3 separate regions of the Homo sapiens genome follow, and all the other regions are linked to region 3. The links are chromatin contacts, found by Hi-C or POLR2A ChIA-PET in ENCODE. All regions are on one chromosome and are shown on one strand. Each heading gives the region's core, a stretch centred on a gene start or an enhancer-like site at or near the end of the contact. The rest is flanking DNA. Distances are from core to core; before and after follow the strand shown.

Region 1 (3,821 bases), core at 832-3,331, 390 kb after region 3:
AGACGGTAGATCTCATGCTGTCTGTTCTTACCACAATAATTTTGTAAAAATCTCTTAATTCAGGGTTTCCTGACAATTAGATTCAAGATATGCGCTTTGGGGTAAGAATATCTTAGAAGTGATGTGTTTCTGTCAGCATATTCCATCAGAACAAAGCCCACAACCCGGAAGTCCTACGGAAATATCGGAGGTCAACCTGAGACGACTAGGTTTCTCCCTACTTAAAAACCTTCAATGGCTCCCTATCATTACTAGGACAAAACCCACACTCCTTAGTAGGCACCAAAGGTTTTGGACTCTACCTTGCAACCTTGTTTCCAGCCTCTCCAATCACAAGGAATGACTCACAACTCCCCCAAAACATGCCAGGCTCTTCCATGGCCTGTGTCGTTTCCCCCACACCCCCTCACCTGGTGAACTCTTCCTCTTCATTCAAACATCTCCTCCAGAGAAGTTTCAGTGATTTCATCAGAGTGACCTCCCTTCAGGCTGTACTCTAGAAGCCTTTTATAGAGACCCCCTTTACAGGTGACATTTACCATGCTGCAATAATCTGGCTACATGTCTGCGTCTCCCGTGTCATGTAGCAAATCTTTTTTGACCACCTACTATGTGCCAGGCACTATGGTAAGTGTTTGAAATAGAAAAGCCACACCTGATCCCTTTCTCATAAAGTCTGTGGTCTATGACAGCAGCAGACAATTAAGGAGTTATAAAAGTGTCGCACTAGGCCCTACTGTGTCCCTGGCACCCAGAAGGTGCTCAATCAATGTTTGCCCAATGAATGAATGTGACCAAAGAGGAGATGGCACTGAAGGGCGGGGTGCACTGGGATGGGGTGAGTGCCATGGGTTACCTGGAGGCCTATAGACAACCTGTTAACCCCTGCTGCCCCGAACTCTGCCAGTCTGGAGCCCGGAGCTGAAGTAGGATTAGCCTCCAATGTGACTTCCAAGTCTGCAGGCAGGTGGGCTGCCTGTGCCACAGCCTCCAGGACAGCAGCCACCGTGTGGGGACTGGCTAGACTGGGGGTCCCCCCACCAAAGAACACAGACTCCACCCTGGGGAAAGAGAATGGAGAAATGAGACCTGGGGGAGCCCTCTGGGATGCCTGCACCTATCCCCCACCACTCCTCCAAATATTTCCCAAAACGCTGCCTACAGCCCCCACTACCCACCGTTGCACCCCGCTGAGCCGCAGCAGCGTCTGAGCTTCGGTCACCAGACACTTCTGCATGGCAGCCTCCTCCAGGCGGCGAGGGATGTACTTGTTGAAGTTGCAGTAACTGCAGCGCTTCTCGCAGTAAGGCCACTGGGGGCAGTGAGTGCACGTGCGCGGTGAGAGCTGCCCTGGCCACTTCCAGGGTTCAGTCGCACACACCCCCAACCCCACCCCCACCCCTATCCCGAGGTCTTTCCACAGTAGCTAGGACATCTAAGCCACACAACTCCCCAAGGCAGGTCGCACTGGGGTTATTACATCCACTTCAATGTGAGAAAACTGAGGCTCACTCCTTTGTTACGCTGCCTCTTCCAACCAGCAGACGTCAGGAAGGAATTCAACCCAAGCTCTTTCTGGGATCATATAATTTTCATACAATTTTCCTATGAGCCATTTTCCCAGCTACCGAGTCAGAACACTGCTCTTAAGAAAATTTTGTCTTGCTAAGAGGAAAATTGTTATGAAATTTGAACCATTTGGTCAGAGTCACCGAGCCGGTGAGTAGCAGAGACTTCAGGTTTCTGGACCAAGTCATTTCCCTGCCAAAGCACAGGGTCCCATCCCAGACCTCGTACGGGGGCACGGAAACACGGCAGGCGGGTTCATAGAGTGACAAACCGCCACCTGGGTTTTGGACGGCCACGGTCACGGCCAGGGCTGCGGCCACACACCGTGGGCTCCGCCCCCGCCCCTACTCACGTGTACGTAAAGCGCCGCGCGCCGGCCCGCAGGCTCAGGACTCGGGGACCCTCCTGCGTTCTCCACGCGGCGGCGCCTCTGGGCCGCTCTGGCTGCTGCCGCCCAGCCGCGAGCCCGGGCTCCGGGGAGCGCCATGGCGCCCAGCGCAGCGCGGCGCACTGACCCGAGCAGGAGACGCGCGCAGGGATCACTGTGAGTGCGCAGCCGGCGGAAGGAAGAGGGGCTGCGTGACCGCGCGACAAGAGGGCCCGGGCCCGGGGCTGCGGCGCCACCTGCCGGGCGCCCGGGCGCTCACTGCGGCCTCCTGTCGGTTCTTTCCCCAGGCCGCGAGGCGGGCTGCTTGCCTTTTGGCACCTTGTGCCCGGGCGAGTTCCCGGACCCATCCAGGAGCTCTTAGTTTGTTCAGTCAATTCCTTGACATTTGATGTGCCTGGCTCAGAACTGGGCGCTGGGGACATCTAGGTGCATAAAGCCAGGTTGCATTCTGGCAGGAGAGAGGCAAGCCAACCGGCCAGGACAGGCAAGGCGTATTAATTCCGTGCCTGCTGGACACCAGAGCCGTCCGCCTCAGTGCTGTGAGGTCATCTGTTTTAAGAGTGTGGGAGTCAGTAGGGCAGAAGAGACACTTGGGCTGGATCTTTCTTTTAATTTCATTTACAAATATTTGGGAGAGGGGAGGTCTTGAACTCCTCGGCCTCAAGCGATCCTCCTGCCTCAGCATCTAGAGTAACTAAGGATTAAGGGCATGAGCCACCACCAGGGCTATGCACGGGATCTTGGAGGAGCAGAAAATCCCAGGGGCAATTGGCTTGGCCGGGAGAGTAGACTGTTTTGGGTCAGGCCAACCCAAGCATCTGGAGGTGTACGTGCTGGAAGGACAGTCAGATGGTGTGTGTAGGAGAGAGGGGGAAGGCGCAGGGGAAGGCCTGGGGAAGCAGGCACCTGAACAACTGTCCCACAAAGCAGAAACATCATGGGCTTCAGAGGCAGGCGGTGCAGGACAGTTCTCCCAGTGGCCTTGAACTGACCTGGTTCTCCCCTCCTTTCTTGCTTGTAGTTCTCAAGAATAACTGTAGACGCCTGTAATCCCAGCACTTTGGGAGGCCGAGGCGGGCAGATCACTTGAGATCAGAAGTTCAAGACCAGCCTAGCCAACATGCTGAAACCCCGTCTTTACCAAAAATACAAAAATTATCCAAGCGTGGTGGTGGGCACCTGTAATCCCAGCTACACGGGAGGCTGAGCAGGGAGAATCCCTCGAACCTGGGAGGCGGAGGTTGCAGTGAGCTGAGACAGTGCCACTGCACTCCAGCCTGGGTGATGGAGCAAGACTGTCTCAATAAATAAATAAATAAAACTGTAGAGTGTGCAGAGAATGCAACATCCTGAGGGAAGGAAGGACTGGCCAGCACAGCCATGCTCTGTTCCAGTCCCCCTAGAAAAAGCATGTCCTTCAACACTTCAGCCCAACATGTCACATGGCCCCAGGGTATAAAGCCCAGGGCAGAAGCCGGGCGCGGTGGCTTACTCCTGTAATCCCAGCACTTTGGGAGGCCGATGCGGGCGGATCATAAGGTCAGGAGATTGAGACCATCCTGGCTAACACGGTGAAACCCCGTTTTTACTAAAAATACAAAAAACTAGCCAGGTGTGGTGGTGCGTGCCAGTAGTCCCAGCTACCCGGGAGGCTGAGGCAGGAGAATTGCTTGAACCTGGGAGGCGGAAGTTGCAGTGAGCCCAGATGGCGACACTGCACTCCAGCCTGGGAGACAGAGTGAGACTCTGTATCAAACAAACAAACAAACAAACGAAAAACAGGGCGGGCTGGTTTCTGGGGTCCCTCAGCTTCAGTACAAGTCTGGCTGGCTGGGCGTGGTGGCCCATGCCTGTTATCACAACA
Region 2 (3,705 bases), core at 404-2,903, 490 kb after region 3:
AGTCTCACTCTGGCACCCACGTTGGAGTGCAGTGGCACAATCTTGGCTCACTGCAACCTCACTCCCAGGTTCAAGTGATTCTCCTGCCTCAGCCTAGCTGGGATTACAGGCGCCCCACCACCACACCTGGCTAATTTTTGTATTTTTAGTAGAGATGCGTTTTCATCATGTTCGCCAGGCTAGTCTTGAACTCCTGACCTCAAGTGATCCGCCCGCCTTGGCCTCCCAAAGTGCTGAGATTACAGGTGTGAACCACTGCACCTGGCCAAAAACTGTTCTTTTTAAAAATTGAGATATAGGCTGGGCATGGTAGCTCATGCGTATAATCCCAGCACTTTGGGAGGCCAAAGCAGAAGGATCACTTGAGCCCAGGAGTTCGAGAACAGCCTGGGCAACATAGTGAGAACTCGTCTCTACAAAAAAATACAAAAATTAGCTGGGTATGGTGGCTCACACCTGTAGTCCCAGATACTCAGGAGGCTGAGGTGGGAGGATTGCTTGAGCCTGGGAGGTCAAGGCTGCAGTGAGCTGTGATTGTACGACTGCACTCCAGCCCGGGTGACAGAGTGAGACCCTGCTTCAAAAGAAAAATAAAATAAAAATAAAAATAGAGATATAATTTGCACAGCATAATATCCTTTTAAAAGTGTACATTCAGTAGATTTTAGTATATTCACAATGTTGTGCAACCATCATCACTATTTTATCACCTCAAAAAGAATTCCTGCAGCCATTAAGCCGTCACTGTCCTTTCCCTCCCTCCCCAGCTCCTGGCAACCATAAATCTGTCTCTATGCATTTGCCTATTCTGGATATTTCATATAAATAGAATCATACACTATGTGGCCTTTTGTGATTGACTTTTTTCACTCAGCTTGTTTTCAAGGTTTATCTATGATGTAGCCTGTATCAGTAGTTAATTGCTTTTCATGACTGAATAATATTCCACTGTATGGATATGCTACATTTTGTTTATCCATTCATCACTTGGACATTTAATTTGTTTCCTTTTTTTGCCTGTTATGAATAATGCTGCTATGAACACTGACATACAAGTTTTTGTGGGGGTATGTTTTCAAATCCCTTTCGTGTATATACCTAGGAGTAGAATTGCTGGGTCATATGCAAAGCTAATCATTTCTTGAACATTTACTAACACTGTAGGTATGACCCAGAAGGAGACATGTAACCTGCCTAGGCCTCAGTTTCTTCCTTAGTAAAACAGGGATGGTAACAGCACCCATTTTATAAGGTAGTGAGAATTAAATAAAATAATGCATCCACCGCGCTTAGTACAGCATCTGGCACACAGCTGGCTAAGTAGAGTAAGTTGAATGACTAGGGAGGGGGCCTCATCTCTGACCCTTCGCTGGGCCTCCGTTGACATCTGCAAATCAGGGGAGTGGGACAAGCGGGCCCCTGCCCGACAAGCTCTGCGCCTCTCAGGCTGGCGGTCCGCTGCAGAGGCTCCTGGACACCTTAGCCACCAAGATTCTGCAGAGCGGTGTTCAGGAGGGAAGCCCTGCCCAATCCGCAGGCCTGCGACCGGGGACGCTCACCTGCAACTTCTCCCGCCACTCTTTCAACTGCCACGCAGGGCCCGGAAGTAGATCTCCTGATAGCGGAAGTAGAAACTTTTCGAGACCGGAAGTGAGTGATCGAAAGCATGGCGTCGGTGGTGTTGGCGCTGAGGACCCGGACAGCCGGTAATGGGACGCAGTAGTCAGAGCGGGGTGAGGCGGGGAGGCAGAGTGGAGCTCCAGCAGGGAGGGAAGGAGGTGACACTGATCCCCGCGGAGGACCTTGGATGCGAGGGGAAGTGTGTGGGGTACTCCAGGTTTGAGGGACGGTGTCGCTGGTCACGTGACACATCCTGGGTGGAGCCGTGAGTGAGGGCGTTTGAAGAGCACTTGTCTTTCTCCTGCCTCAGCAGCACGGACGGGTTCCTTGGCGGTTGGGGATTTGGGTGGGTCCTTTCTCTGTAGAAGTATTAGTAACATTGGCATATTGGGGTTGAAAAAATTAATCTATTGATTCAGCAGATTGAGGTCTTACTTTGTGCTAGACACGGCGGTAGGTGTTCGGAAAATCAGCAGAAAACGTGAAGACTTGGCTTCTAGCCCCCGAACGGTTCTCTCTGGTGCATAAGGCAATAAATGAACATATAAAGTAGATGTAGACTGGCAAGTGCTGTGAAGAAGGATAATGTGTGTCTGTGTGTGTGTCTTTTTTTAGATTGGACGGTGAAGGAAGGCTTCTGAGGAGATAACATTTAAAACCTAAAGAATGACAGGCGGGGCGTGATGGCTCACGCCTGTAGTCCCAACACTTTGGGAGGCCTAGGTGGGCGGATCGCTTGAGCCCAGGAGTTCAAGACCGACTGGGCAACATGGCAAAACCCCATCTCTACAAAAAATACAAAAATTAGCTGGGTGTAGTGGCGCTTGCCTGTGGTCTCAGATACTCAGGAGGCTGAGGTGGGAGGATCACCTGAGCTCGGGAGGTCGAGGTTGCAGTGAGCTATGTTCATACCACTGCACTCCAGCCTGGGTGACAGAATGGGGCCCTATCCCCCCCCCCCAAAAAAAAAAGAATGACAGGAGACCTAGACCTGTGTAGAGTGAGGGACAGGAGAGTGACTTGAGCCAGTTTTACATTTTGAGAAGCAAACTATTGCTCTTATGTAAATTTAAAGGGGATAGGAGTGGAAATGAGGAAATCAAATGGAAAGTCGTAATAGCCCTGAGGAGAGATGATTTAGCCAAGATGTTTGTGGTGGCAGTGAACTTGGAGGAAAACGGATGAATTTGAGATCTGTTTTGGAGTTAGCATCCACAGAGCTTGCTGGTGAACAATATGTGAGGACAGCAAAGAGAAGGAATCTGCAATGACTCTGGTTTCTGCCTAAGCAACTGGATGAATGGTGGTACCATTTACTTTGAGGAGGAGGATGGGGAGTAGGGTGAAGAGCAAAGATTTGTGAGTGAGATAATGTAAGTAAAGTAAAAGCCCAGCTCCTGAGCTTAGTAAGTATGTAAATGAATGAATAGATGTTTAAAGGTAGGTAGATCCTGGCGCCGGGCATGTTTTAACATGTTGTCTTTCTGAGTCCTTATCTCTGGTCCTTTGCCCCAGCTAGTCTCTGGTGTCATGGAAATGTCAGAAACCCAGGCTTCAGGAACTCTGAACTTATAGGCTCCAGAGACCCACAAGGCTTCTCTAAAGACACTGGCATGGACCTTAAATCATGGCTGTGTCTGGAGACCTGCAGGCAAGGAGTTGCACCCCTAGGCTTGTCATACAGCAAGGGACTACCATCTTAGTATGAATTTTAGTTCATTTTACTTCTGCAAATGAATGCTATTGAGCACTTTGGAATGAGTATGGAGAGGTCAGATTAACAAGGGCAGTGTGTGGGTCATGGTTGGACCTCTGCTTGATGTGCTTTGAGAAGAAAGGGCCCAGCCTTCTGAAATGGCCAGGACCCTGTGGGAGCCACTTTTAGGCCAGCCATCCTTTTGGTTTACTAGTATTTGGTGAGCAGTGGATGAGTGGACAGCTGAGAAAGTCATGGGTGAGGCCTGTAATCCCAACACTTTGGGATCACCTGAGGTCAGGAGTTCGAGACCAGCCTGGCTAACATGGTGAAACCCCGTTTCTACTAAAAATACGAAAAATTAGCTGGGCGTGGTGGCGTACACCTGT
Region 3 (3,997 bases), core at 466-2,965:
ACCTGACCACTCCCCACCCTCAGCCCATTCCACAAACCCATCTTCCCACCCCTTCTCCTACGCATTGAGCCTTCAGAAATACCCTTTCTCAGTGCGGTTCCTTCTAAAAAGGAGAGGCGGGAGAGTCAGGGTGGAGAAGGCGGCTCCAACCAGATTTTGCGTCCACAAAGCCAAAAGCTTCTAGGCCTGGCATGTACGGCGGGTTTGTGCCCGAGGAGCACAGCTGGTCTACACGGGCCCGCCCCGTAGACACCCTACTCCTCGGTGAGCTGCGGTTTAACTTCCTTATAGCAGGTTGAGAGTGCAGGCCCCAACGTTTGGAGGGGAAGGCGGCGCCCCAACTGGTGTTTTTCCAGGAAGTGCTCCAAGAATGGAGAGGAGAGGGGAAAGGGGAAAGGGGAAGGCCAGGCGATGGGCGTTTCATTCATTGCTTCTTTCTCCCCGTCCCCTCCTTCGCTCCCCCCAGACTTTCCCCTTTTCCCAGTCCGAGTTTGACGTCGGTCTCCTGGATACCAGGCAGCCAATCGCCTCGTTGCGAAGGGACCAGCGCAGCCAATCAGGCGTCGTTGCTACCTGTGAGTAATATTTTTAGCTGAGAGGGACGCTCGATTCCACTCCCGATGTAATTTCGTGTATTTCTCTGGGGCAGGTTGTGAAAAAGGCACTTACCCGCCCCCCACCACGAGTCCCTCTCTTACCCCACTCCCTAGGTACCCGCACATATTTCAGCCAAGAATGATCTTAAACGCGCTTTACAAGCAGGCACCGCGTTTATTCTGTGCACCTGCGATCCAGCAAGCCCTAGAAATGCACGCATGCGTGTGTGTGTAGACATGGACACAGATACATACGCAGTTTGGCCTCGTGTCGCCACACTCTGGGCACGGCGTGGGCTGGGACATTTGGAATAAACGGATCCGAGTCGCAGCCGGGGTCGCACCGGGAGGCCTGAGGCTGCGGAAGCAGTTAAACTGCCGGCGGGGCGGGAGCTGTGGCGGCCTCCCTTCCCCACCCCCAGCCCGGCTCCACGTCTTTGGGTTCTGCAGCTGCCACTCTCTGGGTGGCGGTTGGCCTAGGCCTTGGGGTGATTAATATTCAATTAATCGGGTGCACAAGTCCCGGTCACAGTTTGCCCTTTCTCTACCCCGCCCCTGGGGTGGGCTGGAGGCCGATTTGGTAGCTATTCCACGAGCAGGATCCTCCTTGGCCGCAGACCCCCGCGGAGAGGGCACTTTCTGGGTACTCTTGCCGCTCCTCCAGCCCCGGTTCTCCTGAGCCGCTTCGCCACCAGCTTCGTCCCCCTCCCCCTCTGCCCGGCGCTCTCCGCCTAAACCGGGCGTCAGCCGCCCTACCCCACCCCTTTCTCTCTCATTGGCACGTCTGCCCCCACAGTCCCTTTCCAGACGTTCTCTTCATTCCGTCCCCAGTGCTCCGATCGTCGGTTCATTGGCCCTCCTGGAGCCCGGAGGGTGCGGCTTCCCCACCCCTGCGTCCGCCGCGCGTCCGGACAGGGGCAGGCGGGACTTGGCCAATGGCGTCGGGGGGCAGGGCAGGGGCGGAGCCGGCCGGCGGGGGACCGGGGTGCCGGGCGGGGAGCGCGGGGAATGGCTGCGCCGCCGGAGCTGTGTGACGCGGAGCGGGCGCGCGCACCCCGACGGAGGGGATGGGGGCGGGGAGGAGGCCATAAAACGAGAGGCGGGGCGCGCGCCGCGGCAGAAGGAGCGAAGCTCTGGCCCGGCGTGTAGCGGGCGCACTACGGGGACGCTGGGCCGGGCACCGGGCTGTGTGGAGAAGTGAGCGCGCTCGTCTGACCCCCGTGCCCGCCACCCCGAGCCACTAACGGCGATCTCCCAAGGCCTGCCCGAGGCCTCTGTCCTCTGTCCTCAGCCCCGCAGCGGCAACGTCTTGCACTCGGCGAGCTCGCCGCTCCCGACCCTCCCGCGCCCCCGCCCTGCCGCGCTGCTCCCCGCCCAGCCGCGGGTCTGTGGTCCAAGCCGCCCCGAAGCAGCCCGTAAGTATCTCGGGGCGCCGGGCGGGGTCGGCGAGGAGACGGGAGCCCCGGGCCCAGGCGGCGGAGGAGGGGCTGCAGCGGCGTCGAGCCCTGGGCCCTCGGGAGCTCGGGGACGGCGGGGTCGCGGCCCTGGGCGCCGAGGGGGCAGCGCCAGGACCCGAGGGGAGCGGCTCCGAGGGGCCGCCGGCGCGTCGGGCTCGTCCTGGGCAGTTGGCCGGGGACGGGCGGCCCGGGGCGAGCTGACGGGAATTGGGGGGTTGGGGTGCCCGGAGGAGCGACGAGCTCGCGGTGGAACGCTGGGGTTCGAGGGGCCGGTGGCCGCGAGGCTGAAAATGGTGCCGAGGAACCGGTGCTCCCCCAGGCTCTGGCCGGCTCCCAGGAGCCCGGGGCGGGGGCCACGGGGCGGGGAGCAGCGGGTCGGGTTACGGCGGGGGAGGGGAGCGGCTGACCCGGCGCCCCGACCTGCTCGGTGCTGGGTGCCCAGCCGGGAGAGGTTGCTCTTCCATTTCCCGGGCCTTCCTCCTCCTTCTCCGAGGAGGCTCGTACTCTCTTCCTCCTCCACCTCCACCTCCTCTTGCTGTTGCTGCTGCTGTAGCGCTTGGGCTCCGAGGGCTGTGAGCAGAAATCTAATGAGATCTAACTGGCTGTTTATGTAATTCTTCACACTCCTGCCTGTCTTAAGGCGTTGCTTTGTAACTACCTTCCACCGAGCCTGAATTTCGCTCGGCTGCACCTTCAAGCAATTGGGCTTAATCAGCTGCCTCTGCCGGCACTCAGGCTTTTGACTTGGAAAGTGTTTGTAGTTTGGGGGCAGCCAGAGATTCTTTTTCCCTTTGTCACCACGAATATGGAAAATAGAACAGACGAATTAAGACCAACTTGATTTTTAAACGTACTTTTAAATCAACTTCAGTGTGCAAATAGATCCCTTTCGCAAATATCTTCTGTTTGCCCTTGATCTTTTCTTATCCCCACCCAGTGCTGATCCAGCAAACGTTTAAAGGTCGACCTTACCATACTTGCCTCTCCGGCTGTTACCGTGAGAGGGAGGGAGGGAGAGAGGGACAGACGGAGGTTTTTTAAAATCAGACTAAAACTCAGAAACCCTGGCCTTAAACAGAATAATCAATAGTTTTAATTTGTGTCTTTGCTTTTGTTATACTTGCTGCCGAATAGGTATTTTCAGATTTAGAAAAATACACATTGAAAACAAAAGGCCCAGAGAAGCTGGATTTTATTATATTGTATGCTCTTAGTATACTTAAGGCCGAAACTATATAGAATAATTTGGTTCATAATTATTTACTAGGATGAAGTTCATTTAGTACTCAGTGTCTTTAATTTTAGCATCATGTACTATGGAAATTAAAATGATCTTCCTAACGTAACCAAATTTTTAAATGTCAGTGACAGAGCAGATTTAAACAGTATATATCCAAAGTAAACTAAAACATGGATTCACTTCTAAGTTGGTGAATAACAATAAAAATTACTACCTAAAAGTGGCATCTATATATATGGGGGTGGGGGGAGGATGCTGAGTACAATAAATATTCTTGTGAGAACTGAGGAGAGAAGAATGCATGTTCTAGAGATTTTTCTTCTTAGAACTCTATTCAGAAACAGGTTTTTAAAAGCATTATTTCATTTGTAAATCTACATTTTCCTGTGTCATTTTAAACTTTAATAAACGATTTTCTATTTTATGTTTATTTTGTGCTAGTAACAGTTTTCAGGCTTTCTGTCCTAGTAGACATTTTCTTTTTCTTTTTATCCTTAGCAGACTAACACAGGATCTTAGACATTTTGAAAGGTGAAATTACTTTGGAGGGGGGAAGGTCATGGGACTTATATTACATTTATCTTATTTGGATATGTTTGCTTTTGTTTTAAGGAACAAGATCACTCAAGGTGAAGGATAATCTACTAATACCAGCACTTTGAATGAAAATTTGTTTCTCTGCCACAAACTGAACATCTTTTTTT

What was found. A loop is a pair of places that touch in the nucleus more often than their neighbours do. ChIA-PET counts read pairs that join two places held with the same protein, here RNA polymerase II (POLR2A). Pooled maps may share reads with other maps.
Region 1: a loop to region 3 is called in a pooled map, with 18 times the contacts of the local background. The contact joins the promoter of RSAD1 here to the promoter of TOB1 in region 3. A Hi-C loop is called at or near these places in 4 of 37 single-sample maps with no recorded cell type and 10 of 50 pooled maps. POLR2A ChIA-PET finds 5 or more read pairs at or near these places in 7 of 52 experiments (A549, H1, HEK293 and 4 more).
Region 2: a loop to region 3 is called in a pooled map, with 12 times the contacts of the local background. The contact joins the promoter of MRPL27 here to the promoter of TOB1 in region 3. A Hi-C loop is called at or near these places in 8 of 50 pooled maps. POLR2A ChIA-PET finds 5 or more read pairs at or near these places in 6 of 52 experiments (Caco-2, MCF 10A, Panc1 and 3 more).

What each region holds. Positions count from the first base shown.
Region 1 is chr17:50,477,120-50,480,940 of GRCh38, reverse strand. It overlaps RSAD1 (radical S-adenosyl methionine domain containing 1), which reads right to left and starts at 2,081. Exons shown (of 9, transcript NM_018346.3): 1 at 1,922-2,081; 2 at 1,179-1,312; 3 at 857-1,061. The coding sequence starts at 2,056. RefSeq lists silencers at 868-1,254, 1,826-2,315.
Region 2 is chr17:50,371,132-50,374,836 of GRCh38, reverse strand. It overlaps MRPL27 (mitochondrial ribosomal protein L27), which reads left to right and starts at 1,653. Exons shown (of 4, transcript NM_016504.3): 1 at 1,653-1,706. The coding sequence starts at 1,667. EME1 (essential meiotic structure-specific endonuclease 1) reads right to left here and starts at 1,608. Exons shown (of 9, transcript NM_152463.4): 1 at 1,560-1,608. RefSeq lists enhancers at 1,290-1,509, 1,650-2,119.
Region 3 is chr17:50,864,072-50,868,068 of GRCh38, reverse strand. TOB1 (transducer of ERBB2, 1) reads left to right here and starts at 1,715. Exons shown (of 2, transcript NM_005749.4): 1 at 1,715-2,011; 2 at 3,906-3,997. It overlaps TOB1-AS1 (TOB1 antisense RNA 1), which reads right to left and starts at 1,390. Exons shown (of 2, transcript NR_038458.1): 1 at 852-1,390; 2 at 1-573. RefSeq lists silencers at 1,380-1,889, 1,900-2,509 and an enhancer at 3,050-3,099.